2 separate regions of the Mus musculus genome follow, and region 2 is linked to region 1. The links are chromatin loops, found by intact Hi-C in ENCODE. Cell type or tissue: heart. All regions are shown on one strand. Links, peaks and the distances in the headings refer to the core of each region. The heading gives the core; the rest is flanking DNA. Region 1 holds the start of Sorbs1 (sorbin and SH3 domain containing 1). Region 2 overlaps Sorbs1 (sorbin and SH3 domain containing 1).

Region 1 (15,268 bases), core at 4,744-12,743:
TCATCTCTATTAAATTACATCTGTCGAATTTACCTCTACACATAATTGTTTTTAAGAAATAAAGGAGGGGCAGAGAGATGCTCAGCAGTTGAAAGAGCTTACTTATACTGCTCCCTGTGTTGGATTCCTAGCCCATCAAGTGACTCACGACCTGTAGCTCCAGTTCCAGGGCTTCCAATACCTCTAGCCTCTGCAGGCACCGGCATTCATGTGCACATATCTCCCTCCCCCCATACATACATGATTAAAACATTTAAATATGACATGATATATGCTATTCTATAGCCTACTTAAAAGTCTTAATATATTGGAGCAGCTATTCCAAACAAGACTTTCTTCTGTCGTGTATCTGGTGTGTAAAATATTCTGTGTATTTGGAACCCGCTAGGTCCTCAGGAGGTCTGACTAGAGTGAGATTTTGGCTCTGGGAAGTGTGTGAAGTATTAGAAAGCACCCAATCTCATCCTAGATAGGGTGTCTTACAGGAACTGGAACCCAGCAAGGACCTGAGTGCCATAGGCCTGGCTCCAAGGCAGGCCATAAACAGACACTCAAATTGACCCGTGGGGTCAGTAGGTTAACTCCCAGTGTGGTTATCAAATGGAAGGCACATGTGGGATCCAAGACCTACATTAACGGAGAAGATTCAGGGCAGGGCCATCTGGGGCTCTACAGGAGCAATAGATAGTCCCAAATAGCTGCTCCTCTCCTCAAGAGTAAGGACTCAATCAATTTGTGCCAGCAGCGTTGGAGAGGATGAAAATTGGTAAGAAGTTGTTAAATAAAAGAATGCTGCACCTACCTCTTCCAGGTCACCCTAGACATTAGCTCCTCTAGGAAGGCTTCTATTGTAAATATCCTCTGCTAATGCTCCCTACCCACCCCAGCCCATGCTAAACGGTGCTCTTCTCTGCCACTCATACAAATCCATGATGAAAATGACAATCCAATCTAGTAAGACAGAATGTTTGAATAGATATTTCTACAAAGTAGAAGACATACAAAGGGCTAAAAAGGACACAGGACTCAATATTGTTTGCCATAGCCATGATGAGATACCACTTCCGACTCATCAGCACAGCTATCATAACAGCTATACATAATATCATGTGTTTGTGAGGATGTAGATTACAGGCCTCCATGGTGTATGTGCGTGTGTGTGTGTGTGTGTGTGTGTGAGTGTGTGTGTGTGTGTATGTGCATGTGTGTGTGTGTGTGTGAATGTGTGTGTGTGTGTATGTGCGTGTGTGTGTGTGAATGTGTGTGTGTGTATGTGCGTGTGTGTGTGTGTGAATGTGTGTGTGTGTGTATGTGCGTGTGTGTGTGTGAATGTGTGTGTGTGTATGTGTGTGTGCGTGTGCATGTGTGTGTGTGAATGTGTGTGTGTGTATGTGTGAGTGTGTGTGTGTGTGTGTGTGTGTGTGTGTGTGAATGTGTGTGTGTGTGTGTGTGTGTGTGTGTGTGTGTGAATGGCAAGTGGCACAGCTGCTTTGGGAACAACTTGTCAGTTCCCTAAGAAGTAAAACATAGTGTATGACCCATTTATGTGCTCAGGAGAACTGAAAACACACGTTCATTCAAAACGTTGTTCGATAAGGTTCGTTCGTTCGTTCGTTCATAGCAGTATTGTTTATAACAGCCACTCAGTAGAAACAACACAGATGTCCATGGAGTTGTGAGTAGATAAGAAATGTAACATATCTATATCATGGAATATTATTAATAATATTATCCAATATTATTCCATTATTGGAAAGGAGCAAAGTACTGACACATGCTACAAAGGTGAGCCTTATAAATGGGTGGAGCCAGGCAAAAGAGCCACCTGTTATATGATTCCTTTCATTTGAGATGTTCAGAGCAGGCAAATCTACATACATAGAAGATATAGCAGTGACTGCCAGGGATGGAGAGGTGAAGGCATGTGTGAGGTACCTGCTGGCAGGAATAGGAATAGGATATGCTTTTTACAATGATGAAAATGTTCTGGAGTTAGATAGCTGTGTTAGGTGGTCATACAACCTTACAAATTGGCTTGTTGACCATAATATTTACCACAGTTTTACAACTGACTATGAATCTATCAATCTCTCCCAGGAGACAAAGCATAGCAGGGGTGGGTGGAATGGGCTTCATCCCCATTTTCTGGTTCTCCAGCTCTGAGTGAGGACATGGAGAACTGTAGGCAGCTGTCTTAGTCAGGGTTTCTATTCCTGCATAAAACATGATCAAGAAGCAAGGTGGGGAGGAAAGGGTTTATTCGGCTTACACTTCCACACTGCTGTTCATCACCAAAGGAAGTCAGGAAGAAGGAAATGATGGCCATGGAAGGATGTTACTTACTGGCTTGCTTCCCCTGGCTTGCTCAGCTTGCTTTCTTATAGAACCCAAGACTACCAGCCCAGGGATGGAACCACCCACAATGGGCTAGGCCCTCCCACCCCACTTGATCACTAATTGAGAAAATGCCTTATAGCTGGATCTCACGGAGGCATTTCCTCAAGGGAGGCTCCTTTCTCTGTGATAACTCAAGCTTATGTCAAGTACAGCAGCCAGTACAGCAAACCATATAATGTTTATAACTTGGATAGCAGAGAGTTCTCTTTCCACAACCCCAGCCTTGCTTGTGTGGCGATGTGCCCGGCCTTTATGACCTTTGGTTGTCAGAAGTCTAGATGTAGCAACTTCTGGGAAGACTCACTGATCCAACATCCACCCCACAGTCTTATCTAGGGTCGTACTGAATCCAAGCAAAGGGGCTGCCTCTGGCTCTGCTGGGGCTCTTGCGTTCCTCTATGAGAGCTTATTGGCAGCACTCTTTCTCTGTGCTGTAGGCAGCTGGAAAAAACTTGTTCTCTTTTATAGAGTCCACCTGTTCTTGCTCTTTCACTGGTCATTATTCCTGGGTCCGTCCGTTCTTCCTTCCTTCCTTCCTTCCTTCCTTCCTTCCTTCCTTCCTTCCTTCCTTCCTCCCTTCCTTCCTTTTGATGTTGGGAATTGAACTTAGGGCCTTATAGGTATGCTAGGCAAGCACTCTATCTCTGAGTTTACATTCCCAGTCTGGTTAATTTTTTTTCTCACCTGCAGAGCCAGGCAGGCCAGGCAAACCTTGCTTTCACTGCCAAATGCCCCTGGGAATAGGCAACTTTCCCATACTTCCTCTCACTGAGTGCCTCTGGGGTCAGCTAGTCAGGGAAGCAGGCAGTAAGATTCCCTAAGAGGTATGGCCTGGGGACTACACTGCTATGCCGGGCAATGGGTTGAGGTAATAAAGGTATTAAGTTTTACTGAATGGGGACAAGGCAGCCATGTTTGGGGCAGGGCAGATGTGCTGAGGTAATGAAGGTCCTGAAACCTTGTGAGTACCTCAGCCGTCTCTCTCTGTTCTTTCCACTCGGTACTTCTTTTGATAAATGCTCACGAAGCAGAAATTCCCATCCCGAGGCATCCTTGTGACTTAATTTGGTCTTCTGCAATGAGTCCCTCAGTGAACTCTTCCAATTACCTCTGATAAGTCTCCTGCAGCTTCCGGAAAGCCAGTTACTCTCTTTAACATCACTGCTGTTGGTTTTAAAAACCCTTATTAAATTTACATTTGTTTCGTAAGGTTAGTTGCCCCGTTCCTGAAGTTGCTGTATTTTCCCTGCCAGACCATCCGACATGGTCTCTCTGGCTCTCTGCATTCTCTGTCCTTTTTCTCTTTCTCTGTGTCAACCTCCTCACATTCCTCCTCCTGCGTCCCCTCCCCCCTCTCCCCAGCCTCAATCGGAAGGCTTCTTGGAGAGTTGTCAGCTGTGGGTACCCACCCTAAACGTGGGTTTCTCAAGTAAACAGTCAATTAGTTAGATTATTCCACAGAAGAAAGTCTTCTGAGGCTCAGCATTTTCTAACTGACGACTCTCAACTCTCCTGTCCCAACCAGAAAAGATACATCTCTTAGCAATGCCTTCAGCAGGCCACCTTGTCTTTTTATCTGCTGAGTTCCCAGCCAAGGGTGTGAGCCCTTCTCTAGGGACACACACTGGTTACACACTGTGCCAACACGGTGGCTGACAGCTTTACAGCCTGATTTCTACCAAAGGCCCATTTTTTAAAATCATAATTATTTTGACTCTCTAAGAACATGTGAAAATGTCCAAGTCAAACCTTGCACCCTTGGTCAAACACAATATAGTACTTGGGGTTCCCTTGTGAATGCAAGCCTTCACCCAAGGGACAGTATAAAACACATCTGAATACATGTTTGTGGGTGATTAACACGGGGCTGGTAACTGGAATCTTGGTGTTAATGATTTATATTTATTCTGAGTAGTCATGTATACATCCTCATTGCTCTTGTTGTTTTTGACCTGGCTCCTGAGACATGTCCTGACCAATCTCCACTCCCCACTCATTCCATCAAGTTTCCCTAAGGCAGTGACTATTTTCATAGTCACAGGCTTTCAAAGAATGTGGAATTCTTGGAAGTGACATTCCATTCCATCAAGTCTTTTTTCTTTTCTTTTTTTATCTTTCTTTTCTTTTCTTTTCTTTTCTTTTCTTTTCTTTTCTTTTCTTTCCTTCTCTTTCTTCCTTCCTTCCTTTCTTTCTTTCTTTCTTTCTTTCTTTCTTTCTTTCTTTCTTTCTTTTTTTTTTTTTTTTTTGTCTTTCTGTGGTTCTGGGAATGGAACCCAGGCACTGAGCTATAGTATGGTATGTGCGTCCAATGTTTATATCAGTTCTATACATTTTAGGCATAAATTTTGCCCTCCCCTGTACTGCCATGCCTAGATGAGAGTCTGTTCATTAAGGAAATTTTGCTGTTTCTAAAGTTTGCCACTGTCATCTAGAGATCTGTCACTAAAGCTGTGCAACCCCAGGGATAGACAGAAGGAAGGCTAGTGACTCAGGTTGTCTGTGCAGCCTTGTTTCTTCCTCTCTTGATTCCTCAGGGAGAGAGATGGCCTGTGGGTGACTCGAGAGCTTGGTGCTGACTCCGGTTTGTATGCAGGACTCTCCTGCTTCATAGTTTACTTCTGTTTCCAGTAGTAGAGACACTGCTGGGAACAATCTGAGGCACATGAAGAGAAAATGAGGAGTTACTAATGAGAGTAAATTAAACTTAAGTAGATTTTTTTTTTTTTTGTTGTTTTCAGTGTGAGAGGAACAGTAGTAAGGCCTATTGAGATGAGCAGGCCCAGGCTGAGAGTTTGTGGCATTTACAATCTACATAAAGAGGGGCGGAGGAATAAAACTACAGAGAAATACACTACGTCATGTCAAATATGCGTCATTCCACATGAAAGATAGAGGTGAAGTGTTGTGGGTCTGGGATGCGGGGGCCTCCCCATGTCCCTGGGGAGCTGGGAATGAAAGTGAGCTATAGGAGAGACACAGTTGTGATATAGAGAGCCCTCATCTATAATCAAGGCCAGTGGTTCTTGACCTATGGGTCGTGACCCCTCTGGCTGTCTCATATTCTACATATCAGATGTTTACATTATGATTCATAGCGGTAGCAAAATTACAGTTATGAAGTACCAATGAAATAATAATTTATATTTGGGGGTCACTACCGACATGAGGAACTCTATTAAAGGGTTGTAGCATTTGGAAGGTTGAGAATGAATGACCTAAGTTTTACCCCTTAGGCCCTGGGGTCTCCTCTCCTTAAGACCAGTTACATTATTTATAGGGCCCAGTTCTTCGATCAAACCTAGGGCCTAACACATGCTAGGCAGGTGTTCTACCATTGAGATATAACCCTAACCCAAGGGTCTAGTTCAAAATAAAAATTCAGGACCTTTTGTATGAAAATAAAAGAACTCCAAGAGAGGCAATCACACCATTAAAGCAAGTGTGGGGTATTTCTCAGTGTAGGCTGCTTGCCTGTAGTGTGGCCTTGGCCCACGTCCTAGTCAAGGTTTCTGTTGCTGTGATGAAACACCATGACCAAAAGCAACTTGGGGAGGAAAGGGTTTATACGGTTTATACTTCCACGTCATAGTTCATCATTGAAGGATGTCAGGGCAAGAACTCCAACAGGGTAGGAATCTGGAGGCAGGAGCTGATGCAGAAACAAATGGAGGGGTGCTGCTTACTGGCTTGTTCATCATAGCTTGCTCAACCTGCTTTTCTATAGAACCCAGGAATCACCAGACCAAGGATGGCACAAGGATTCACAGTGGGATGGGCCCTCCCCCATCAGTCACTAATTAAGAAAATGCCCTATAGTCCTATCTTATGAAGGCATAGCCTTCATTGAGATTTCCTTCTCTCTGATGACACTACCTTGTGTCAAGTTGACATAAAACTAACCAGCACAGCCTACGTGAACTTGACTGGCTCTCTGCCTCCTTTAGGCCTCACCTTGGGGCAACAGGGAGAGGACAGAACTTACTCTTGCCACATCTATAACACCAGGCCTCCCTCCCAGATGAATCAGTGAATGGCTGGAGATAGGAATGAGTCGGTCTAATTAAACCTAATAATCCCTTAGGTTGCTTTTATTGTGAACTATTATTAGACCACAGTTTGGGAGTTGCTCTTTGAAACTGGGTCTCACTGGGTCTCACTGGGTCTCACTGGGTCTCACTGGGTCTCACTGGGTCTCACTGGGTCTCACTGGGTAGCCTAAGCCAACTCTGAACATTTGCCCCAGCCTTCCAAGTGCTGTTATCACAGAAGCAAGCTACCACATTCTGGTCTTCATGGAAGAGATGTCTTAGAAATGTTTTGAGGTAGAAGGTTTTGCTTCCTCTCTGTCTCTTCTACTTGCCACCTTCCTGTCTTTTCCAGATTTCTCCGTCTCTCTTAGACACCTCATTTTATGCTTTCCAGTGAGGAATGGGACACTTGCTGAAGCTACTAAGGGGTTAGTTCAAGAGTTCAACCTCTTTTTAGGTCTCTTGAGTTTCAGTTTTCTCATTTCTAAGAATGGCCTTGAGTAGAATTCAAATTTTCCTGAGTACAGTCTGGTGTTTCGTTTTTAAATTATTATTTTTTTAAAAAGTTCACTGGATAATCTGATAACTTTTTATTTGTTTGTTTGTTTGTTTGTTTGTTTTTCAAGATAGAGTTTTACTCTGTAGCCTGGGCTCTCCTGGAACTCATTCAGTAGATCAGGCTGGCCTTGAACTCAGAGATCTGCTTGCCTCTGTCTCTGGGATTAAAGGCATGTGCCACCACCACTTGGCTTGACAGATGTTTATAAAGGGAAAAAAAAATCAGAAAAACAAAGATGAACAAAAATATTTATACATAATTCTAGAGGAAAAATTGTAATGAGATTTTACACATCAGTTTTCAGTCATCCTTCCCATTCAATAATATAAGCATTTTTGAGTTTTGCTATGGCAACAGTGGGCCATGGCGGCTTACTGATGGTTGTGAGCTATTGTGTGTGCACTAGAAACTGAACTGGGTACTCAGCAAGAGAATAAGCGCTCTGAACTATTAAGCCAATTCCACAGCTCCCCACCCCTTTAAAATTACCAAAAATACTTCCTCATTTTTCATAGCTACCTAGTGTTCTGTTAAATGGTGCATATTTAATGTATATAAGTACAGTGTAGTTGTCTTCAGACACAACAGAAGAGGGCATCAGATCCCATTACATACAGACGGTTGTGAGCTAACATGTGGATGCTGGGAATTGAACCCTGGACCTCTGGAAGAAGAGTCAGTGCTCTTAACCACTGAGTCATCTCTCCAGCCCCAAACGGAACATTGAGTTGTTCTGACATTGTGTGTGTGTGTGTGTGTGTGTGTGTGTGTGTGTGTGTGTGTGTGTGTTCTAAACCTTGTTGCCTGGATTTGGTAGGTAGATAACTCTCAGTTTCTCTGCCTTCTATTTCCTACCTCTTTGGCTAATCTCCTAGTATCACTGTGCCTTTAGCTATGTTGTTGTTAGATGTGTAGCGGTGCATATAAAGCTCACAGCCCTGGTGCAACAGTGCACTGTTAATACAGGCACATTCATACTTGCTGCTTTATTATTTTATAGACCAGAGAGCTGTTTGTCCAGACTGTAGCATAAGGTAACAGCAGAGCCTGGGAAGTGTGTTTTACAAAGCAACAGGATGAGGTCTGGGCGAGGCAGAGCCCTGTGCTGAGGGACCCCGGGTTCTCTGGAGGCTTCTTGTTTCCTTGGTTATAGCACGAGCTCCCAGACAGCTAGAAGTCTTCAATTAAAATACACAGACAACAGAATTGAGGACAGCAGGTGCTCAGCCAGGACCTGTCACTGTTCCCTGACATCTAACAACCTTTACAGACAGGGTTCCCCTTGCCTGTGCAGTCACTAGGTCCTATTCTTACCCCACCACACAGCCTGCTAACTAGGAACACAGTTGGGCTGAAGATTCTTGCCCAAGATAGCAGAAAAGAATTAATTGTGCTCAGGTGACTATTCTGTTGTGTTGGAAAGTTGTAAGTCAACTTGACACAGGCTAAGGTCATCTGAGGGGAGGGAACCACAATTAAGAAAATGCCTCCGTAAGATGGGGCTGTAGGCAAGCCTGTAGGGCATTTTTAAAATTAGTGACTGATGGGGGAGGTTCCAACCCATTGTGGATGGGCCATCCTGAGCTCATGGTCTTGGATTCTATATGAAAACAGACTAAGCAAGCCATGGAGAGCAAGCCAGTATGCGGTATCCCTCTGTATCAGCTTCCTGACTCCTGCCCTGTTTGAGTTCCTGTCCTGACTTCCTTCAATGGGGAGCAGTGTTGTGGAAGTGTAAGCCAAATAAACTCTTTTCTCCCCAATTTGCAGAGTGGTGCAGCCAATAATCCGCTCTAGAGGCTGAGTCAGGAGGTTGGCCTGGGGTGTGAGTATGTGGGGCAGCCTCTAATCCCAGAAGGTGGGATTAAGGATCATCTTTGGCTGCACGGTGAGTTTGAGGCCGCGCTAGAATACGTGAGCCGCCTGTCCAAAAATAAATAAATAAATAAATAAATAAATAAATAAATAAATAAATAAAGACTAAAACGAGAAACTAGTAACAACGTCTTTTTCACAAGGCTGGGAAAATCAAATGAGAAAATAGGGAGCATTAGGCAACTGTCTGGTAGAATATAATCAGACTGACAGTGCCATTGGCAAGCTTTTATTCACTACATTTTATCAAGAGGAATTATGGTGCCATTTTACAGATCAGCAAAAGGGCACAGGGTTAAGTAATTTGTTTATAGCTAGGACACACTGTTATTTTACGCTTACTGTTCTTTTCAAGCTCTCTGTGGGCAAACCCTTATAGAGACCACAGGGCCAGCGTCTGGAGTCACTCGCGGGCAGCCCAGGGTAGAAAGGGTTAGCGGGTGCGCGCGCGACATCCGCGGGAACCCGCGGGCGCGCGCCCCGCTCACAGGGACGCAGGCTTGGCGGCGGGCTCTTCCTCGCCTCCCCATTGGCGCACACGCCCCTTCCTGTCACGGCCGGCCAGGCCCCGCCCCCTGGGCGCTGCCGGAGTGGACGGTTCCAGGCCATGCTAATGAGGGGCTGGTCGCCGCCGCCCATTGGCCGGCCCCAGTGTCGGTGAAGTCAGCTCGGAGTAGCAGAAAAACAGAGCGGGGCTGACTGTAGCGTGGAGCGCGAGCCGGGCTGGACGCGCGCAAGCCCTTGCCGGGGACCCGCGAGGTAAGCGGGCGGCGGCTGCGCTCTCCGGCGGCAGCTCCCGGGCGGGCGCAGCGGGCCCCCGGAGCGGTGCCTTTGTTCAGCGCGCGGAGGAGGTGCTTTTAAAGGGCCAGCTGTTGGAAGGACCTGGGGGCCCCCCTTCTCCCAGAGCATCCCCGGGTGGCCGCGGGGGACCTTCGCCGAGCCGTGTCTCCCGGCTGCTCTGTGTCCCCTCTCCCCGTCCCTTCAAGAAAAGTTGCTAGGACGCGGGGAGGTTTGGGGATTCCAGGTTTCTTTATGCCTTTTCGTTTTTGGTAGGTGAAGGTAAGTGCGATCATGGCCTCTGCTTAGGAGGGAATGTCCGCCCGCTTCAGCCTGGCTGCAGTGTGGGTGGATGGAGACGGGAGAGCCCTGGTGGGTTTGCGCTGGAAAGTGAAACTACTGAGGGTCTTTTCTGCAGTGGCCAAAGGAAGAAGGGCGCAAGTGTCAGGATGGAGGCATCTCAGGTGTATTCATTCATCAGCACACCCTTCCACTCCATCACCTAAGCCGAGGGCGGCGGGAGGGGGGCAAGCACTACGCTGCTGGCCCAGACCAGCCTGCATCCGAGCGTGTTGGTGGGTGTGTGTCTGGGTATACGGTGCTTCCGCTCACCGCCCAGGCCCCTTCATGCTTCCCTGGATGACTGGATGACAGCATCTTGCAGGGCAGCCCATCACCAAAGGGACCTAAAGCTACTCCTTTCTCTTATTTCCCAGGCTGTCCCTCCCGGGGTTTCCACGGTCTTTTCCCTGATAAGCGGTGGTGACATTCGAGATAGGAGGGAAAGGAGGCTTTAAAGTCATTATGCTTCTTTGAAGGGCGACGTGCTGTCGATTTCTGTATCCTGGAACCTCTGCGTGTCATACTATGCCTTTGAAATTCATCAGTGCTTTTTCCGGGCGGACAGAATTTATTATGCATTGCTACATAGAAGCAGAAGATCCCTCTGAGCCGGCTCATTCCATCCTGTCCGAGGGTTTTCCCAGCATGTTCTGGACGAGCCTTTGGATTTTTGTTTGAATCGCTGAGCTCTGGGTTGCCCCTGTTGTCACACGGCCGACCTACTGAAATTGCTAAAATTGATTTCAGTCAGTAGGCGGGATGTTCATCTAGAGACACCATAGAACCTGCCAGGCATGTTAGGCCGCTGACTGATCCCCCCCCCCCCCCCCCGCCCATCTTCCAGTCCCCAACACTGGTGTGTCCTTTTTCTTCCTTGGAGAAGGCCAGGGACAGCTTGTCTGACCACATGCTTTTTTTGATTTTTTAAAATACCTCTCTTTACATTTAAGTGTGTGTTTTGGCTGGAAAGATATCGAGGTGGTGATTGAAGGGTGGATTAAAAGTGGGGTGGACAGCAGCAGGGGACAGCCGTGCCAATGACAGAAAACACACATTGGGAGATTTTATAGCTTCAGCCTTCAGTGAGTGAGTGAGTGAGTGAGATGTCTACAGGGTGAGGTGTGTTGGCTGTGAGGGGGAGGGGTGGAGGAGGAAGATACTGCCAACAGTTTTTTGCCCCACCCTCCTGCTGCCGCCTTAAATAACTCCTGGCCAGCCCAGCCCTGAGGTCTTTTTGAGCCTGAGGGGAGAAAGGTGGTCTGTTAGCCCACCTCTGCCTGGGGCACCTTTGATGCAGATTAGGAAGGGTTAGTAGTTCTTAGGGTAGGGGGTCAAAGATGGTATATTCCTTAGCCTAAGGACTCGTGGTAACAGTCTGGTGACTTCCCTGCAGGCAATTAGTACCTGAATGAAGTGCTGGTCGACCTCTGTAGGACAACCCCCTTTTGTTGGCTCTACCTCCTTTTTTTTTTTTTTTTTTTTTTTTTTGCTAAAGCAAGTTGAATTTCTGTAAACTTTTTGAAGAGATTGGGAATATTGGGATGGGGTTGTAAATATGGCAAAGAAGAAAAGAAAATTGCTTCTTCCTGGCAGAACAAAGACCCGTTCAGCTCTTCTGTTTCTTCTTCAAAATAGAGTTGGATGCAGATTGCTGGGTGTGGAGAGATAGGGTCCAGGGAAGAGAGCCTCGCCTGTGGCACTGGTAGTGTCCTTGTCTTCGAAACTCCACTCTCCCTGGACCCTTCTCTGGAGGTGGATGTGGAAGGCACTCACTGGTAATTTAGGATTTAACTAGCCTTCAAGGAGGAATAGATGATCAAAAAAAAAAAAAAATTGATGTAAGCTTGTACCAGAAGCAGGCTGGCTTTGGCTCTGATCAGCACTCTCTGGGCCTTGAGCTTGTGGCTTATGCTGTGTTCCTGTTGGTAAAATAAGAGGCTTTAGAGTGGTGACGTTCTAGGGTTCCCAAAAGCACCATTTAGTTTAAAATCACAAGTACATTTTGTGACGGCGATTTTAGATTCTTTGCTGTTTGCTAGTCAGATGTTAAATTCTGAGTATTTAAGCAAGACTACTGAAGAAGCACTCGAGAGCTGGGGCTTCTGTCGGAGTCAGACTACCTTTTACTTGATTGGTGCGATTCATGTGGTTTTAGAGTATGTAAATAATTCAGGGCTAGAATGATCCAGAGTGAGAGACGTGGACGTAGGAGCGAGTTGGTGTGTGGGGGAGGTGAGGATGGGATGACAGATTGCGGAGGAAAGGGCGTTTCTATAATTCATTCCCTCCCCGCCTGTGTTTTATTTATGATCGCACAGGTGAGCGTTTAAATATTGGGAACATGGGGAGGGGGACCTCGATGATTGATCCCTCCTGGCCTTCACTGAGGAGTGATGCTGGGGAGTTGTGGCCATTTGTCTGAGGTCTATCTCGACTAGCAAGGTGCAGAGGGGGATAAGGATCTGGGTCTTGTGGTCCAGAGTAAGGCCCTCCCTTTTGTGAGAGGAGCCTAAGATGGGAAGGAGAAAGATGAGGAGGAAACAAGAGATGAAGGGGGAGACTGGAGACTCCATAGCTTCAGCCTTTGGAGCCAGGAGTAGAGCAGTCCTGTGTCCTTGGAATGAAGTAAGGATCGGAGCCCCTTAGATGAGTGTGTGTGTGTGTGTGTGTGTGAGATGAGTGTGCTCGTGTGTGCGCATGTGCATGCAAGTGTGTGTGTGAGTGTGGGTGATGTGGAGGTGTTAAGTGCCCTGATCCTGCCACAGATTTTCCTTGCTGACTCTGATTGTAGAATGAGGTTGAAGCTGCTTGTTCAGAGCCAAGCAAGACCTTTTGCCAGAGCCGGGAGAACTCAAACACTCAGGGGCATTAGGTGTGCTGAGGAGAGCTGACGTTGGGCCCAGTTCTGCTGCAATTCCAGGTTCATATTTGTGTATTTTTTTGTTTTGTTTTGTTTTTACATTTCCGATACAAACCTTAAAGTTTTCCATGGACTGAATGGTAGAATTTTCCCATCTAACCTTCCATCATACATTTTATGAGAGAGCATTTCATGTCTTGCCTTTCCAGAGGAGAGCTCCTGAATGGTGGCTCATCATCTTTGGGAGGTAGGGAGGCTCTGGCCTGTGACCTGCGTTAGTGCTAACCCTCACGTTTCAGTGAGCAATTAAAGGGTGGGGAGCAGTGGGTAACCAGAGCATTAACTATTCAAAGGCAAGGATAAAAGATGATAATTCTTTGACGTCTGTGGCCCAAGCCAACAGCCAACAGTGAGGAGCTTGCCTTCCTCGGGCCAGCTCCCAGGTACGAAGAAGTCTCTGTGGCTTCTTCAGGCCTCATGCTTCAGGCATGTTGTGAGGCCCTGTGGCCCTGTATCTTGTTACCTTCGAGGCTTTTTTTCCCCTGCCTATCTTTCCTGTGGCCGTTTGTTTTTTCCTCCCTTCCTCTTGTGTTCTTCTCCCTGCTCTCTTCCCTCATCCTCTTAGTAATATATCTTTGTAGTGTGTTTTAGTGTATTATTGCCTCATTAAAATTTCATGTTCTCTGTTCTTAATTTAAAAGCAGTTTATGTCTTTGACTATATATGTATTTTACACGCAAAACAAAAAGCAAACCCAATTAAACTGCTTTTTATTTCTGTGTGGCCTTCCATTGATTTTCCCCTCCCCCTTTTTGTCTGAGGTCAGTACTGACTCTTTCTAGAAAAAAATAAAACAACAAAAAAAACCCTTTTTTTCTAAAGTCTCTGTCATGTGGTTATTGTTTTAAAAACAAAACCAGCTATAACAGCAGAACACGTTTCCACCCTTATATTGTGAGCCACCAGGGACGCCCTGTCCCAAGAAGTGTATCCTGTTTCTTCCTTCAATGGAAGAAGCATTGTTAATGTGTTTCATAAGAAGGCTTAAACTGTCCAAGGGCTAGTGGTAGATATGGGTCTTGTCAGTGAGTCTGGTGGGAAGCAGGCAGGCTACTGCCATCCAGGGAGAATTTAGTGTGATGGTTGTGTTTCCTAGGCTAGACTAACCCAACTATCTGTAGCTGGACACACAACCCTTTAGAAAAGAGATACTTACCACTTTTCCAATGAATGTTGGGTTGAACTCAGGCCTATCCTGTGCCCACTTTAGGCAGAACCAGGGTTTCTCTGTGTAGTGCTTTTCTGACAGCAGGCTGATTCAAACGCTACCCTTCAGCCTTACTTACTGGCTTTCCCAGGTCCTCAGAGGCAGGCCCCTCCCACAGAAAGGTTGGGGCCTTTGCCTCTTTGCAGTGCCTCCTACTTTCAGACTCCCTCGAGGTGTCTTCCTTCCTCTGCTCACCTGTTTCTGTTAGTCTTGTTGACTTCCTTGTTTTCTTCTAGTCTTCTTCCACCATATTGGGAGTTCTGGAAAGAGAGAGGATTCTATACCTGTTACACACACACACACACACACACACACACACACACACACACACACACACACACACACACACACACACACACACACACACACACACACACACACACACACACACACACACACACACACACACACACACACACACACACACACACACACACACACACACACACACACACACACACACACACACACACACACCCACACACACACACACACACACACACACACACACCCACACACACACACACACACACACACACACACCCACACACACACACACACACACACACACACACACCCACACCCACACACCCACACACACACACACACACACACACACACACACACCCACACACACACACACACACACACACACACACACACACACACACACATACACACACACACACACACACACACACCCACACCCACACCCACACACCCACACACACACACCCACACACACACACACACACACACACACACACACACACACACACGGTTGTGGTGGGGGCGGGGAGAGAACTACCAGAACAATGAGAGACTTCTAAAGAAGGCAGTGTCCTCCTGGTAACCCATTCCCTTGAATCAGTCCTGAGGAGTTTCTATTGCTGCAGGAACAAAGCTCATAAACTCAGAGATGTTCAGGCCCCCGGGCTTGCTTCTGTTAGCTCCTTTTAGGAATCTGAGAAGGGTCTCATAGAGCTAAAGTCACGGTGTTGGCAGGCTGGTGCTTGTGGTGAGAAGAGCCTGATTGCTTATTGATGCCATTACTCAGAGACTGCCTGCATTCTCTACTCCAAGCTGCCTTCCTGTCTTCAAAGCCATCTCAGGGTTTCTATTGCTGCCATGAAACACCATCCCCAAAAAGCAAGTTGGGGAGG
Region 2 (15,268 bases), core at 4,770-12,769, 77 kb after region 1:
TAAACGTAATGAAGGTGACCCATACAACTTAACTCACAGTTGTTGGGGAGGATCTTTCCTTCATTTATTTATTTATTTATTTATTTATTTATTTATCTTTTATTAGATTTTTTATTTTACATACATTTCAAATGCTATCCTGAAAGTTCCCTCTACCCTCCCTCTGCCCTTCTTCCCTACCCACCCACTCCTGCTTCTTGGCCCTGGCATTCCCCTGTACTGGGGCATATAAAGTTTGCAATACCAAGGGACCTCTCTTCCCTGTGATGGCCGACTAGGCCATCTTCTGCTACATATGCAGCTAGAGACATGAGCTCAGGGGGTACTGGTTAGTTCATATTGTTGTTCCACCTATAGGGTTGCAGACTCCTTCAGCTCCTTGGGTGCTTTCTCTAGCTTCTCCACTGGGGCCCTGTGTTCCATCTTATAGATGACTGTGAGCATCCACTTCTGTATTTGCCAGGCACTGGCATAGCCTACGAGACAGCTATAACAGGGTCCCTTCAGCAAAATTTTTCTGGCATATGCAATAGTGTCTGGGTTTGGTGGCTGATTATGGTCTCTGGATAGTCCATCCTTTCGTCTTAGCTCCAAACTTTGTCTCAGCTATTAAAAACAATGGATTTATGAAATTCTTAGACAAATGGATGTATCTGGAAGATATCATCCTTAGTGAGGTAACCCAATCACCAAAGAAGTCATTAGATATGCACTCACTGATAAGTGGATATTAGCCCAGAAACATAGAACACCCAAGATACAATTTGCAAAACACAAGAAAATTAAGAAGAGGGAAGACCAATGGGGAGATACTTCATTCTTCCTTAGAATAGGGAACATAATACCCATGTAAGGAGTTACAGAGACAAAGTTTGGAGCTAAGACGAAAGGATCTTTCCTTCTTTATAGTAAGTGATCCCAGGAATTAAAATGAACGGGGCGTTCTCATGGTCCTGGAAATGAAGAGTAACAGAGCATGTAAGACAACAGAGTCTGGTCAGTAAGATGTCCCAGCTGGTGGAAGCGCTTGCAATCTAAGCCAGACAGCCTGAGTCTGATCCCTGGAACCCACTCAAAGATAGAAGGAGAGAACCAACTCTACAGTTCTCCTCAGACCTCCACACATGTGCCCCCGTGTGTATATCATACGTACAAACAAAATCATAGTTTGAAAAATGGACTATAAAGGACATCTTCCTCAAGGGGTTTTTCTTGTTTGCTTGTTTGCTTTTTTTTCCTTTTTCTTTTTTTTTTTTTTTGGTGTGTGTGTGTGTGTGAATCAAAAAGGAGGCTCAGACATCAGACTTCCAGACCATTTCAGGATGAACGTTCTGTTGGGAAGGGCAGCGGTGTGGAGAGGAGAGTTGGCCTTTCTCTCACTGTGTTCTCCTTGGTACTTCATGCTTTCGCATGACTTACTCTGTTTACACAGGACCACACTAGCATCTCTTTTCATTTTCATTATCCATTAAGTTCTTTTATCTCTTGGTCTGTATGTAGCTGTTCATATTAGTTTATATTGATTGAAGTCACTGCCTGTTCACAGTGCTTATTGTCTTTTTTAGCTCTTCAAGTTTATTATTGATCTATCGCAAGGGTTGGTAACTTAAGTTTCAGAGTTTTGGATGTGTCAGGTATGACATTCCAGGCCAGTTTCTTCCCTTCCTCTGTTCCTGATTTCTGAAAAGATATTAGGGTATTCTTAATGAACACTTTATTTAACTGCTTTAGGCAAATAAGGATTTTAGGTGTGGTTTAGTTGCCATAATTTGGCTCACAGATCAGACTATTTCAAGTGAATTTCACCACACCCTTTAGAGAGAAATCTTAATTTTTTTTCATAGATTTACTTATTTTGTATGCATGAGTGGTTTTCTTGCATGTATGTCTGTGCACTGTGTGCATGCCTGGTGCCTATTGAAGGTCAAAAGAGGGCATAGGATCCCGTGGAAATGGAGTTACAGGTGTTGCAAGGTCCACGTGGGTGCTGGGAACTGGCTCTAGGTTCTCTGAAATCTGGAATCTGTTGCAGTTTCTCGTTTCTAATCTCAGAGTTCAGATAGATTAAAATACAATCCAGACTCTTTCTTGTCTTAACAATCTGTCCGGACTGGAGAGATGGCTCAGAGATGGTTAGAAGCACTCGTTCTCTGAGCACCAGAACCTAAGCTGGCATCCCAGAACCCGTGGAATAAGCTGGCATCCCAGAACCCGTGGAATAAGCTGGCACCCCAGAACCCATGGAATAAGCTGGGTGTGGTCTCATTTATACACGTGTCTACACTGTTGAGGCCAGAGACAAGAGGATCATTGGGGCTTGATGGTACCAGATCAACTGAAGAAACACATGTTTCAGATTGAGGAGAGCTCCCATTTCAAAAGAATCAGGTAGAGAGTGATAGAAGATGGTACCTGATGCTGTCCTCTGGCCTCTGTGTACCCTGTGCATGTACCTGCATACAATTGTGCAGATGACACTCTGTTCTTCTCATCTTCTCTCATCCTCTCTTCTCTCCCCCCGCCACCCTTTCTATCTACTTTTTATTTTCTTATCAGTGGAAACTGCTTCAGGTTCAGGGAGAGACCACTCCCAGATGGAGTGATGGGGATGACACTTGACAGTGTCCTTTATGTGCACACATCTGTACACAGGTGTGCATATCATTCCCTCCCTCTCTGCCTCTCTCTCTCGCTCTCTCTCTCTCTCTCTCTCTCTCTCAAAGGCTCACAATTTAGTTTGCGTAAGTTGATGACGACATAGAGACGTGTGAGAGGGGAACTACTTGGCGTCTGTTGGGCAGTTTTTGCAATTTCATTGTCTACAAGTACTTCTTAGGGCTGTAACTTTGTTCTGTTACCAGTGATTTGTAAATCTCCTTTCTGGCCAGAACTCAGTTTGTGCAGCATTATCATCATTCTTAGATATTGATGTTTTTTCAAGAGATTTACACATTTGATTTTTACACCTTTTAAACAAGCAGGAAATTATGTCACATTTGCTGGCCATGTGTAGAAACAAGATATTTTCTCCCCTTCCATCTAGTGACTATTGCAAGGATAGATAAAGTATTTCCCGACTTTCTTTTTTGGTCCAGGTTTGGGGGCATAAACATTAGGTTGTGCTTTGAGTTGTCACTAGAACAAGGAGATTGGCATTATAGCCAGTGATTACTGCCCATCATAGGACAAAACCATCCCAATTGGTTCTTAGACCTTTCGGAGAGGGGTCAGGAACTGCTTTGAGGTGAGTATGTATGTATATGATCTGCATATAGAACCCTTGTACGTTTCCAGGAGGTGACACTCCCTGCTCAGTTATGCTTAGTCACACTCAGTTCTAAATGTGGCCACCTCTGGATGGCTCTGAGTGGCAGGCACCCACTCTGAAGATTGCTTTTCTGATTAGATAGAGCTGTGCTGAAGGCAGCCCCGTTTCAGTGCAATTTGTAGTTTCCAGAGCTGTCCCAATATGGACTCAAAGCTGGAAACACTCTTATGTAAGTTGCTGTTGCAGAGACACCTTGGCTAGTCTTATTTTCTCACAGTCAAGCTTGTACCCCTCTCCTCCCTGAGGCTCATTTACTCTCTCCTCAGACCCTTCTTCGGCCAAGAGAAAAACTCCTTTTTTTTATGCATATATTTTACAGTACATGCAAGACCAGCCAACAAAAGCCATAGCTAGACACTGTACTGTTGCCATGTTGTCCTTCATAGGTGTCCACAAACAGCAGCATTTTAAAAGTTTTAGAAACGGAGATCAGAATTTAATACTCAGAAATGTTCACATAATTTGGTTTTTAGTCGCTTTGGAAAAACAAGACCATCTATTAATACTGGGTGGAATTCTTGCATGGGCATGGCTGTTTGTTGCTGTCCTTGGATCTCCTTAGGGCATCCTATTCTGATCTCCCTGGCTTGGCTATTGTAACTCTCCAAGTTTGTCTCAAATCCTATCATGAAAAATCAAGAGATCTTTAGGGTCAACAGAACATTTTGTTTTCCCGGCTTTTGAAATTGGGGAACTTGGTTTAAAACAATAGGGGCAAAATAGTTGGAGTGGTTGGACAACTTAAATGCTTTTTTTTTTTCCTTCAAATGGAAGAAAACCAGAAAGTATTGTAATAATTTTTTTTAGTATTCTTTATAAATATAAAGCCATTATGTTAGTTTTGAAACATTCTGAACTCTGTATAATTTGATTTGCTCATATAGTTACCCTGTCAGAAACATTTGTACAAATTTTCTAATTATATTGTTTGCTCTTAAGTATTCTTAGCTTTCTCTTTTATATAATAAACTTCTGAACTTGAGAAGACTGACCAGGTCTAAGGGCTTTTGCCCCCTCCTCCTTTTTATAATATACAAATATAAGACTGAATAATATAAATGATCGTCTTTTTAAAGATGTTGTTTTGATTTCTATTTGAGATGTCCTTGTGTCTATGGGGTAAAGAGTAACTTGTGATAATCAGGACCCAGGTGATTGGTTTCTCTGTTCTTTCAGGTATTTACCTTTCTTTGCCTTGGGAGCATTCATAATCTTTATTATGTGCATTGAAATATTCAGTCAATTGTCAACTATAGTTATTCTACTGTTAAGGAACAGAACTTATCCCTTTTATCTAACTGTGTTCAATAACTGTTGCTGCTACTAGCATGTTAATTTCCTTTTCTGTCCGTCTGTCATCATCTGTTGGAATGCCTGAGATTAAATCCAGGGCCTCATGTATGCATGCTATGCAAACAACATAACACTGAGTTAAGTCCCAGCTCCTGCCAGCATTTTAACAAGACACAGAGTTGTCTGGTATTTGGCAGCCAATCACGCTGTCCCGAGTCCAGTAGATAACAGAAGAGGACGTTCACAACCATAAGAAAAGATAGCAAATCTAGCCTAAAACTTAAATGGCCATGTAGACCATTCAACCATTCATATTTTATGAGTTGTCTGCTCAAGAATTTTTGTTTCTTTTGTGCCTTTTCTCTCCCTAGTAGTCTTCAGAAACCCCTGGGCATGAAATAGTAGCCAGGATAAAAGAAATCTCAGCCCTTTCCATGTTTAGCTCTTGGTTTGGGGGTTAGAGCTCACCAGACTCTTGTACTGGGCAGGACATAGAGAGACTAGAACCCTCACCTTGGTCACATATGAGGCCTTGACTACTCTGGAACCACCAGCCCTCCCTTCTGCATCCTCTCCTTCTGACAGAAGAGTGAAACTAGTGTCGTCCAAAATTCTATTTGTTCACATGGGGCACCCACTTAGGGATGGGCATAAATTCTGGAAAACCTGGGGCTCCTGCTCTCTGACAGCCTCTGCAGGTTTAACTGAGCTGAGTCATAGTGGAAGAACCCCGATTCCTCATTTATTTTGCATGGCTACCTGTAGTACTCATAAGGAAGAACTAAGTAGTGAGTTACCGTGCGTCAGCTCACGATAGAGCCTTTTAACAGCACCCCTGGGAGGAGACTCTGTAGACGATGGTGCAGGAATGAGCCAGGCAGAAGGGCTTTTAGCTTGCTTACGTTATGGAGAGATACACAGTGCTACCTGCTCACTCATATTCATGGCTCTCATGAGACTTAGACCACCTAGTTTTCAAATGTAGGAGGATACTTTTATTTCTTTTCTTTGTGACAGGTTCAAAGCCCGTTGTATACCATCTCTTGGCAGATAAAACAAAAGTGTTGTTCAGAAAAACCATAAAAAAATGGTAAAGAGGCTTTAGCAGAGCAAACTTAGGTGTGAGAGCATGTTCAACATGAGATAGTGAGTGCAGGATGCCGAGGGTGTTGTATAGTGAGCCTGTGTTACCAGTCATGGGATAAGAGTACTTAAAAGTGTGTGTGTTCGGGCACACACCCAGCCATTCATCCACCCACCCCTATAGAAACCTATATAAATGGAGCAAGTGAGAGGACTGAAATCAAGACTTGCCAAGGCATTGTGTTTTAGAAAGCATCTGCTTGGTAGAATTCTAGGCTACGTTCTTGAGTCACTACCCAATGACCCTGTGAGTGTTTGAACTCTGTAGATGTTCTCTTGACACCAAAAGTGTTGATTTATTGACAAGTTTATTGAACCAACATTTGCAGATCAACAAGAAGTACTATTTGACGTTAGTGTATGCACACTAGTCTTCTAGTCTCAGAGCTTAGTTAAATATGTGTGTGTGTGTGGCAGCATTTGTTGACTTAAGTTTCTGTTTTAATTTGTTTGTTTTGTTTTGTTTTTATTTTTTGAGTCAGAGTCCTTTGTATCTTAGGCTGGTTGCTACCATGTTGTGAGGCCAAAGATGCCCTTTGATTCCTGACCCTTCTGTCTAGGCAAGATCCACCAAATCTTATTTCTGTTTTCTTTTTTTAAAGATTTATTTATTTACTTTATGTATATAAGCACACTGTAGCTGTCTTCAGACACACAAGAAGAGGGCATCAAATCTCATTACAAATGGTTGTGAGCTACCATGTGGTTGCTGGGATTTGAACTCAGGACCTCTGGAAGAGCAGTCAGTGTTCTTAACCACTGGGCCATCTTAACCACTGGGCCATCTCTCCAGCCCTGTTTTTTTTTTTTTTTTTTAATCACATCTACTTTTTTTTTTTTCTTCTTCTTCTTTCAGTCCTTATAGAGAGTCCTGTGGCTTTGTCTAGGCCATCTAGGAAGAAACCTGGGCTATTGCTATGCGATGCTTGCTGGACAGTCATTCCCTCGAACAGAGGGAGCTGAGACCATCTTCGGAGTGGGAAAGCAGTAGGCGGGATGTGGTTGTGGCTTTGAGGAAGATGGAAACTAGTTGGGACAGCTGATGTGGGCCAGGCACCATGAGCTGCTTAAGAACTGAAAGCAGGCCTCTGGGAGCCGCCATGCTCGCAGGTGCTGCGGCTGTTCAGGAAGTCAGCTGAGGCTTGGGAACTTTTGAAAGTCCAGGTCTGGGGCGTCGGAGTTAGGTTTTTGCTGTGCTGTTGGTATAAGTAGATCTGGTGTGTGAACGGTTTCTGACTCTGAGAGGTGATTGTCTAGGGAGTTGTTGAGGTGAGCAGCAGGAGAGGCAAAGGCTCAGTAATGCTGTGAGATTCTCTTCCCAGCATGGTAGATAAGTCCTTTATCTTTCAGGTCTCCTCTCGGGCATGTCGTGTCGGCCATTATTGGGTTCTCTTGGACTTGCTGTTCCTTTTTGCCTTTCTTTAGCTTGACACTCACCAGATGAACTTAACTAACCCTTTTTCTCCCTTCCTTTCCACTACTTAACTCCTACCTCAAGTCTTGGCTTAGGCTTCGTTCCAGGCAAGGTGTTGACGGTTGCTTCTTGCTCTGTTTTTTGCTACATCCCTTCACCCTGTGTACGCCACGTGTGCATTGTCCATGCTTGCTCTGGCCTTTCGTATTTGTGGGTTGGAAGTTTCCTTGAGCGTAAGACTGTCCTGTACCTAGCAGAGTGTGGCACATGGTGCTTGGTATGTGCCCTCTGGGTGGTTGTGGACTTCACTGTGGTATTGGTAGAGAACTGAATGTTAAAGCTGCAAGGAAACCATATTAGCAACTCTAACTCATTTGCTCCATTATTTATGTGCATCTGTGTGCATCTGTGTGTGAGAATGTGCACATGGGCACAAGTCTCTTCGGAGGGCAGAAGAAAGTTGGATTCCTTGGAGCTGGACATGGCTGGTGGGAATGAAAATAGGATCCTCTGCAAGAACAGAACAAGCTCTTAACCACTGAGCCATCTTTCCGGTCCCATAGCTCGTTCATTGTATAGTTTGCAGAGACCTACATCTCAGGGTTTGTTCCAGGCAAAGCAAGGACTCAGATTCCCCCTCCTGCTGTTCCCAGTGCCATGTGCCATGATGGTTTGCAAATGTGTTTGTGTGTGAAGATGGTGGCTTTCTGTCTCTTCTTAGTGCCTGGCTGCAGCAACTGCCCAGAGTGTTGTGGCATCGGATTTCTTTCCTGGGGAGGGGAACAGTGTCCTGACAACACTAAGAGCTTTTCCCCTGCACGGTGCCAGGTTTACGGCAGTCCTTACCTCACCGCTTCCCTTTCCCGCTTCCCTTTCCCTTTCCGCTTTGTCCTGGTTTATCTTTGGACAGGCTGAATCTTAGCAACTGTTGCTAAGTAAATAGAGGGCTTGCACATTCGGAGCTGTGGTGTCAGATATTCAGTGCCTTTGCTTTCACCTGTCCTGGCTGTTCTCACTCTTAGCATGTGTCGAGAACGGCACACAGTGGATGTTTCATCTGACAGCCCACAGGATAAGGGAAGCCTTAAGTGGGGAGGCAGCAGGATGCTTTGGTGTCAGTGAGAAAAGTGAATCTGTGTGTTTCAAGACCCAACCTTGGAACTGGGCTGTCTAGAAATGCCTGCTTGGATATTTTTTCTGCTCCCCATTCCCACTGATCACAAGTTCTGAGGGTCAGTTCAGAGTTGACCATTGGCAGTGAGCGTCATGACTGGTTTGAACCTTAGGCTCCTTTGGTAACTAACCAAATAGTAGATGGCTAAAACTGCCTTTGTTGTTGTTGTTGTTGTTGAAAAGTCACTGGAGAACAGAGGTTTTAAAAGGCTCTTTTGCTTCTTTTGCTTTTTGTTTCGTTTTGTTTTGTTTGTTGAGAGATACTGTGTAGCCAAGGCTGGCCTGGGACTCAGTCCTCCTGCTTCAGCCTCCTGAGAGCTGTGATTGTAGCCATGAGCCACCATGGTGCCTGGCCGCCTTTCCCTTCTTTTGGAACTCTGCAACATTGTTTCCCTAGGCATTTCTGTATGCCTTTCCTTTTTGCCTCTTTTTTTTTTTTTTTTAAAGTAAGAACTACACTATGTACAGTGACCTTTAAGCTCACAGGATTTAGAAATCCCGTGTCTTGGAAGAAATCCAGTGCTTTTGGTCTCAGGGATTTCTGAAGTCGCTTTGGGCCTTGTTGGCTTCCAGCCACATGGGAGCGTCTGATCCTCCCAGGGTTGGTCGGAGTTCCAGGCACTGAGCTAGAAGTGCATCAGCCAAGAGTTTGGCCTGTGTCAGGAAGGATTTTTGATTTGCTATATTCTCTGCTTGGCATCTGCTTATTTCCTCCCGGGACGTCCCCTTCCTTGGAAAAAATAAGTCCAAAGATGCCCGTCTGACTGATGAGCTAAGTAAGAAGTTCAGCCAGGCGTTTCCAATCAGGGATCATAACTTGTCAGTCATAGGTCACTGAGTGAGCAATGTGTCACCAACCTTAAAGAGTTTCTGACGTTCCCTCGCCTGTCCACAGGAGCCCCCAACACAGGCTAGTCTCAAGAATGACAATCTGAAATCTTGAGACAGGTCAGTCAGCATTGGTTCTGAGAGGCTGTAGCTCATGGAAAGTTCCTAGGCTGTGACCTGAAGAGCTGCAGTCCGTGGCAGCTGTACCCAGGCTTCGGGCTCCAGTCTTCCTGCAGCCATGAGTTAACTTTTTCATGTTGTAATAGGGAACTGTGGTTACAGATAGACTGTTGGAGGAGGCTGTGGGAGAGGGCAAGACCATCCTTAGAACTGTGTGCTGAAGTGACTCTCTCTGAGGGTCATGAAAGGGTCTCAGTGTGCCATTCCTTCTACTAAGTCAGCAGTCCATGAAATGCTCCTGCCTCCAACGTCCATCTGCTACATGTAGACTTTATGTTCTTTCATCTCTGATTCTACTATATTAGGTATAATTCATTTAAAAATCTGAAGACCTTTTAGAAACCAGTCGTAACAGGGTCTAGAGGGGTAGTGATCCCTCCCTCCTTTGGTCATCTTTAGCTATGTTATTTATCAAAATGTCCAGGACAGGGCTAGATTCAGATGCCTGCCACAGATTGGTTACATTTAGTGGGTGGTGACTTAGTCTTTGTGTAAGTCTGCTGGATTGCTGACATCATGCTGACATCATGCTGACATGATAATTCTTTTTATCATCTTCACAGGGAAATACAGAGCTTCATTAGAGATCCAGTGACCCCCACATCCATCTAATATATCTAATCTTGAAAGGCAGCTGATTAGCTCCGTACTTATTCATTGTGAACATATGTCCTTTCGTGGCAGTCAGTATTTGCTTTTCTTAGATATTCATTTATTTAATTGTCTAGGTTTGAACTTTTATGGATGCTGATGTGAGATTTCTTGGTATGCTTCTAGAACCTTCTTTCAACCCATTCTCCATCCTGGAGATTTTTGAAGGATCACTGATTCATCAATGGCAGTTATGTCACTTTTTTTTTTTTTTGCCAAGGATCTGATGGACCTGGAAACCTGCCATTCCTAAAGCAGCTGAGGCTGGCCTGTCTCATACCTGTCTGTCTTCTGCCTCAGTTGCTTTCATGGGTTTTTCCTCCCAAAAAGATCCTCCTTGTGGTTGGATGGGGCAGCATCACATGGCAAGTTTTTCTTGTCGTATTACAGTGGCCACTTCAGCAGCTTCTTTACCTCTTTGCCTCTCTTTTTGACAAGAGAACAACTTTAAAATTGCAGACGGGGCTAGGGAGATAGCTCAGCCGGTACAGTGGACAACCCGAGTTCTCTTGTAAGAACCCGAGTTCCATCTCTGGAAACCACATGAAGTCAGGCAGAGTGGCTCATTCAGTCAGAGCTGGATGGCCAGCCAGCCTCATCTACTTGTTGAGTGCCAAGTGAGCGAGACGCTGCCTTTAATGAAAACAAAACAAGTGCAACACCCAAAGCTGTCCTCTAGGGCCCACGCAGTCTCACACTCCTGAAGGTTATTCATACCCCACTGTTTTAACTCATCCAAGGCCTTATCTTTTTCTCAAGTGCTTTGTTCAGCTTCTACCCCGCTCCCTTTATTGTGGCCCAGACACTAATAGAACATTCCAGTGCTAGGAGGGCTTCGGAGCCTTTTAAAGAACTTTCCAGACTCTGTAGCTCTCTGCCTCCCAACCCTCTCTGAACCAAAGGGTTTTTCTCAACTTGGATTTCCCTACTTCCCTTCCAAGAACTCAGCATCTTTTTTCCTCTTCCCTCCAGTTCTGTGGCTGGCTTTCTGGCTGCCTGCTACAACCTTGCAGGGCAGAGGTAATGACTCCCTACAGGATTCATCCCTGTTGACCACCCAGAACTTCCCAGCACACCCTTAATCCCCAGATGATTTGTCCCTTAGGACTCCCACCCAGGACGGGGCTGGGCTGGCTGGGCTGGGCTGGTCTACTAACAACTCCACTGTGCTTGAATGTTCCTGGAGCTTGTGAGCCTCTCCCTGGGCTGAGGCACCCCCACCACCAGGTCAGAAGCCAAAGGAAAGAACCAACTAGGGATGGGCTGGTGGAGAGAACTCAGTAGCCTGAGTAGAAAGCAGAGTGTGTGGGGAAGGGAGAGGGAGGTGGGAAAATCAGTGGTGACCCTGAAGACCCTCAGCCTGCAATCCAGGCGTGGTCCCCTGTTCTGCAGCTTGGGACCCATTTTGTTTTGGGATGACTAAGTCCAAGGAGAAACCCTGAGCTGACCTCATAGAGCAAAGAAGTTCAAGTCTATTGTTACAGACCTGGGATCATTAAGACTCCTGGCTCTATTGAGGTTGATCTCTTTACTGTCTGTGGAAGAGGATTTAAAGAGGCAAATCACAGTGAGGGATGTTTGATTTAAGGAAAGCTTTTTAAAGAGCCCACGTTAGGGGTGTGCATTTGCATACAAACAATGAGAGTGCTAATTAAAATGATTCTCACATCCTTGTTTCAGCAGCACAGGACTGCTGCCTGGCAACACTTGCACAGTGGAAGGGAGCGCTTTGAAAGCCAGCCTGGTCCATCATTCTAATCAAGGAAGACATATTGTGAGCCTTTCATCTGCAAGGCGCTGTGCTAGGACCACTCTGTGTGTGTGTGTGTGTGTGTGTGTGTGTGTGTGTGTGTGTGTGTGTGTGTGTGCGCGCGCGCGAGTGTGTGTGAGTCTAGAGTATCAAACCTAATAGTTGTCTTCTAGGGTGGCAGGTGACAACATAGGGAAGTCTGAGTGGAACCTGTGAATTGAAAGGTTGGTAGGAAAGAGTAAAGAAGAGAAACGTCGTCCCACCTGTTGAGTTAGGACCTACTTGCTCACAGTGCTTTAGAAATTGCTAGCATTCTGCCATGTACAACTGCCCCTCCCCCCCCCCCCCCCAAAAAAAAGGAAAATAACAGACTTGTCTAATTCCCTTTGGAAGTCATAGCCCAGCATTTAAAGTATTTCTGTCATCGTCATCTTTGTTGGCATCAGCCATGACTGGGCACCTGCTGTTTGCGGCTGGTTTGGACTGGGCCCCAGGGAGTGTGGGAAGGGTTGATCTGGTCTAGAAGTGAAGTGAAAAATCTTTCAGCTCCTAAAGGAAGCTGCCGCTACCTTTATCTTTAACAAAGAAGAAGCATTTTCAGAGCATCAGGTCTGACATGGAGATGTCCGTGGACTGAAGTCTGTTCACTGGTTGGGAGACCTTGTTTGTAGTCATGTGGATTGGGTTGCACGTCCTGGCCACTTGCCAGCTTTGTGATCTTGGCTTGTGACCGACCTCTGAGCCTCCTTTTTCTCGTTTGTGAAATTGGGATTGATGTAAGGGTAATCATAATATGATGACGATGACAGTAGGCTTGCACTGTGTAGTGTACAGTAGAGTGTGCCTGGAGCTAGGCTGCTGAAGTTCACATTCCATTGCTCTGGAGCCCAGGAAAGTTGCTAAACCTCTCTGGGGCTGTCTAAAGGAGTAAAAAGGAGTAAACAATAGTGCCCTTACCAGAGGATTGTTAAAAGTAAAAATTATAAAGCACTGTATGAGAAAACATTTAATAATCATTAAAAACACACACACACACCTATAATTTTGATTTTCAGATTTTTGAGAGCTTTGACCCTGGGCAAGTATTACTCCAGCTCTCTTAGTCCCTGTTCCTTGTTGTTTATGTATAGTGGAGGTAGCCAATGTTCTAATGTATTAAAACACTTTCTGGAAGGAATTGTCAGAGCTGGGATCAGAACTCATATACTTGCTTTAAAAGTGGCTGCAGGCACATCTGTAGCCATTTATGCAGGCAGATGGCTGTGCGTGTATTAAAAAGTCTTTCATACCATAAATGTGTTCAGTAAAAAGCCAGTCCCCTCTTCTCGACGGCCGCTGTCCTGTCTCATATACCTGTGCTGGTATCTCTGGTGTTGTTGCTATCTGATGTCCCTATCAGCTGTGACTTTGAGCTCATGTCCTCTAATGGGATCTCGGGGGCACACCAAGGTAGCTATCACACTTTGGTCTTTTTTGGTCTTAGTGCTTCCTCTCTGGCTGGATTTGGCTTTGAAGACCAAAAAAGTCTATTGTATTGCGAGACCTGTTGAAGGTATTACAACCTTCCGGAAAAGGCTAATATGAAGTCATGCTTGCGAATGAAGTGCTGAGAAACATAGGAAATCATTGTATTGGGGAATAAAGCAAAGCAAAACAAAACAGAACAACAACCCCAGCTTCAACACATTTGCTGACTCCCTGTCACTCAGGCATTTTTTCATGTTTGCTGATGAAATGAACACTTTAAAATGCTGTAACATAATGTATTAAAAGACAAACACTACCCTCAATGAGTGGCGAGAGGTGCTTTAGTACTCACACCCTATTTTGGGCCTCTGGAATTCAGTTCCTTCCTGTTGCCAGCTGAACCTGATGCATTAGATGAAAATATAGTCCTATCTTCAAATGTGGACAGCGGGACATTCTGTCCTCTGAATTTCAGTGTTTGACTTGGGTGTTGCAGGAAACTTGGCACCCTCCCTTTTCAAAATAATAAACAGACATGATGTGGCCTCGTGTTTCATCTGATGGGCTTAGATGCTATTGCCTCATAAAGGCTGATTCATAGACAAATGGTAACTAATTATAGTAGCTTAAAAATAATACCCCTGTTTGAAGTTGACAAGGCAGGATGCCATGCGAGTCTTGGAGGACATGAGAGACTCTGTTTCTTTGGTGTTACGGAGGTGACACACACTTTTCTAGTTTAGCTGCTTGGTGGTTGTATTGGTTCATTAACTGCTGTCTTCATTTTAATTTTTCTAGTGCCTCCTCTGTGCACAAATACAGGAAATGTCTTTTTCTTGCTAGCTGTCTACCATATACATACAAACATATATACATACAAACACACATATATATATATATATACATACATTTACCTGTTCGTTCATTCATTCATTCATTTATCTACCTATTATGTACCAGGGTTTCTCATCTATTTATTTATTTGTTTGTTGGTTGGTTGATTGGTTGGTTTGTTGTGTGCTGGGGATCTAGCCTAGGACCTTGTACAGGTCTTCTGTACACTAGGCAATGTTCTTAGCTCTACTGATGATATCTTAATGAAACGGTGTCATGTTTGAAAAAAGCAAGTGCATTTTTTTTTCTAGTTCAAAACGTTCAGAATCCTTCTATGAAAAATAGCAGGAAGTTGTCTACTCCTTCATGGAAAGTTTAAATGACATATTATAGCATGCTTTTTAAAAAAGCAATTGGTTATTATTTCATGTGCATGTGTGGGGTTTGAGTGCACGCATGTGCACTGTATTTGTGCAGGCCCTCAGAAGTCTGAAAAGGTCATCCGATCGATCCCTTGCAACTGGAGCTGTAGGTGGTTTTGAGTCCCTGAACTTGGGGCCTCTGTAAGAACAGCAAGAGCACTCATCTGTGAACAATCTCTCCAGAGGATTGTTATCACAGATTACTTTCATTGCTTCTACCTCACTGTGAATTAATTTTACTCCTGATTTAGTTTTCTCTAAGTAAATAGACCGTATGTGATCGTGTATAAAACTTAAAAATTAGGAAAATATCTGCAATAAGAGTGAATCTTCTGCCCTTCCTGCCTTGGCCAGCTCTCTTCAGAGGCAGTCTGGGGCACCACTTGCCTGCATTCTCTCCTGGAGATGTCTTTTGCATTAACCCAGAAGGACCTCTGTGTACACCCTCCACCATATTCTTTACCTTGATATTTGTTTTCTTTTAATCCATGATCTTGGAGGTCTTCTCACTTTACAAATTGAATTGCTTAGTCTCTGAAAACCAGTTGTTTTAAAAAGTGGCTGTGTGATCAGAGAGCAATTGTTTCACTCTTTTACCTGTGAAGCTAAGCATGGTATTGTGTGAATAATGGTGTCCATCTACTGAACTGTTTTGCTGCTATGAGCAGAACTTGAGAACTCAGGGACATGAGTGCTTTCTCCTGTTACTATTGCACTGCATGGTTTTAGCCAGTTAATCTTTTTGTACCTCAGTTTCCCCATTGATACAAGGATATTTATCTCCA

Evidence for each region. Peaks named below come from ENCODE experiments on the same cell type or tissue, not always from the same donor. Only the 100,000 strongest peaks of a DNase experiment are listed, where the experiment ranks them.
Region 2: a loop joins it to region 1, with 5 times the contacts of the local background. A loop is called at or near these places in 11 of 42 quality-filtered maps.

What each region holds. Positions count from the first base shown.
Region 1 is chr19:40,508,021-40,523,288 of GRCm38, reverse strand. It overlaps Sorbs1 (sorbin and SH3 domain containing 1), which reads left to right and starts at 9,553. Exons shown (of 29, transcript NM_178362.1): 1 at 9,553-9,918. In heart, for the core only: a CTCF peak has its summit at 9,484; DNase peaks (open chromatin) are centred at 8,828, 9,458, 10,228 and 11,138; H3K4me3 peaks cover 3,516 bases; H3K27ac peaks cover 3,670 bases.
Region 2 is chr19:40,430,675-40,445,942 of GRCm38, reverse strand. All of the region lies in intron 2 of Sorbs1 (sorbin and SH3 domain containing 1), which reads left to right. Among named protein-coding and RNA genes, the nearest start is that of Sorbs1, 75 kb to the left of the region's middle. In heart, for the core only: a CTCF peak has its summit at 10,681; DNase peaks (open chromatin) are centred at 8,052, 8,942, 10,672, 11,192 and 1 weaker place; H3K4me3 peaks cover 502 bases; H3K27ac peaks cover 4,872 bases.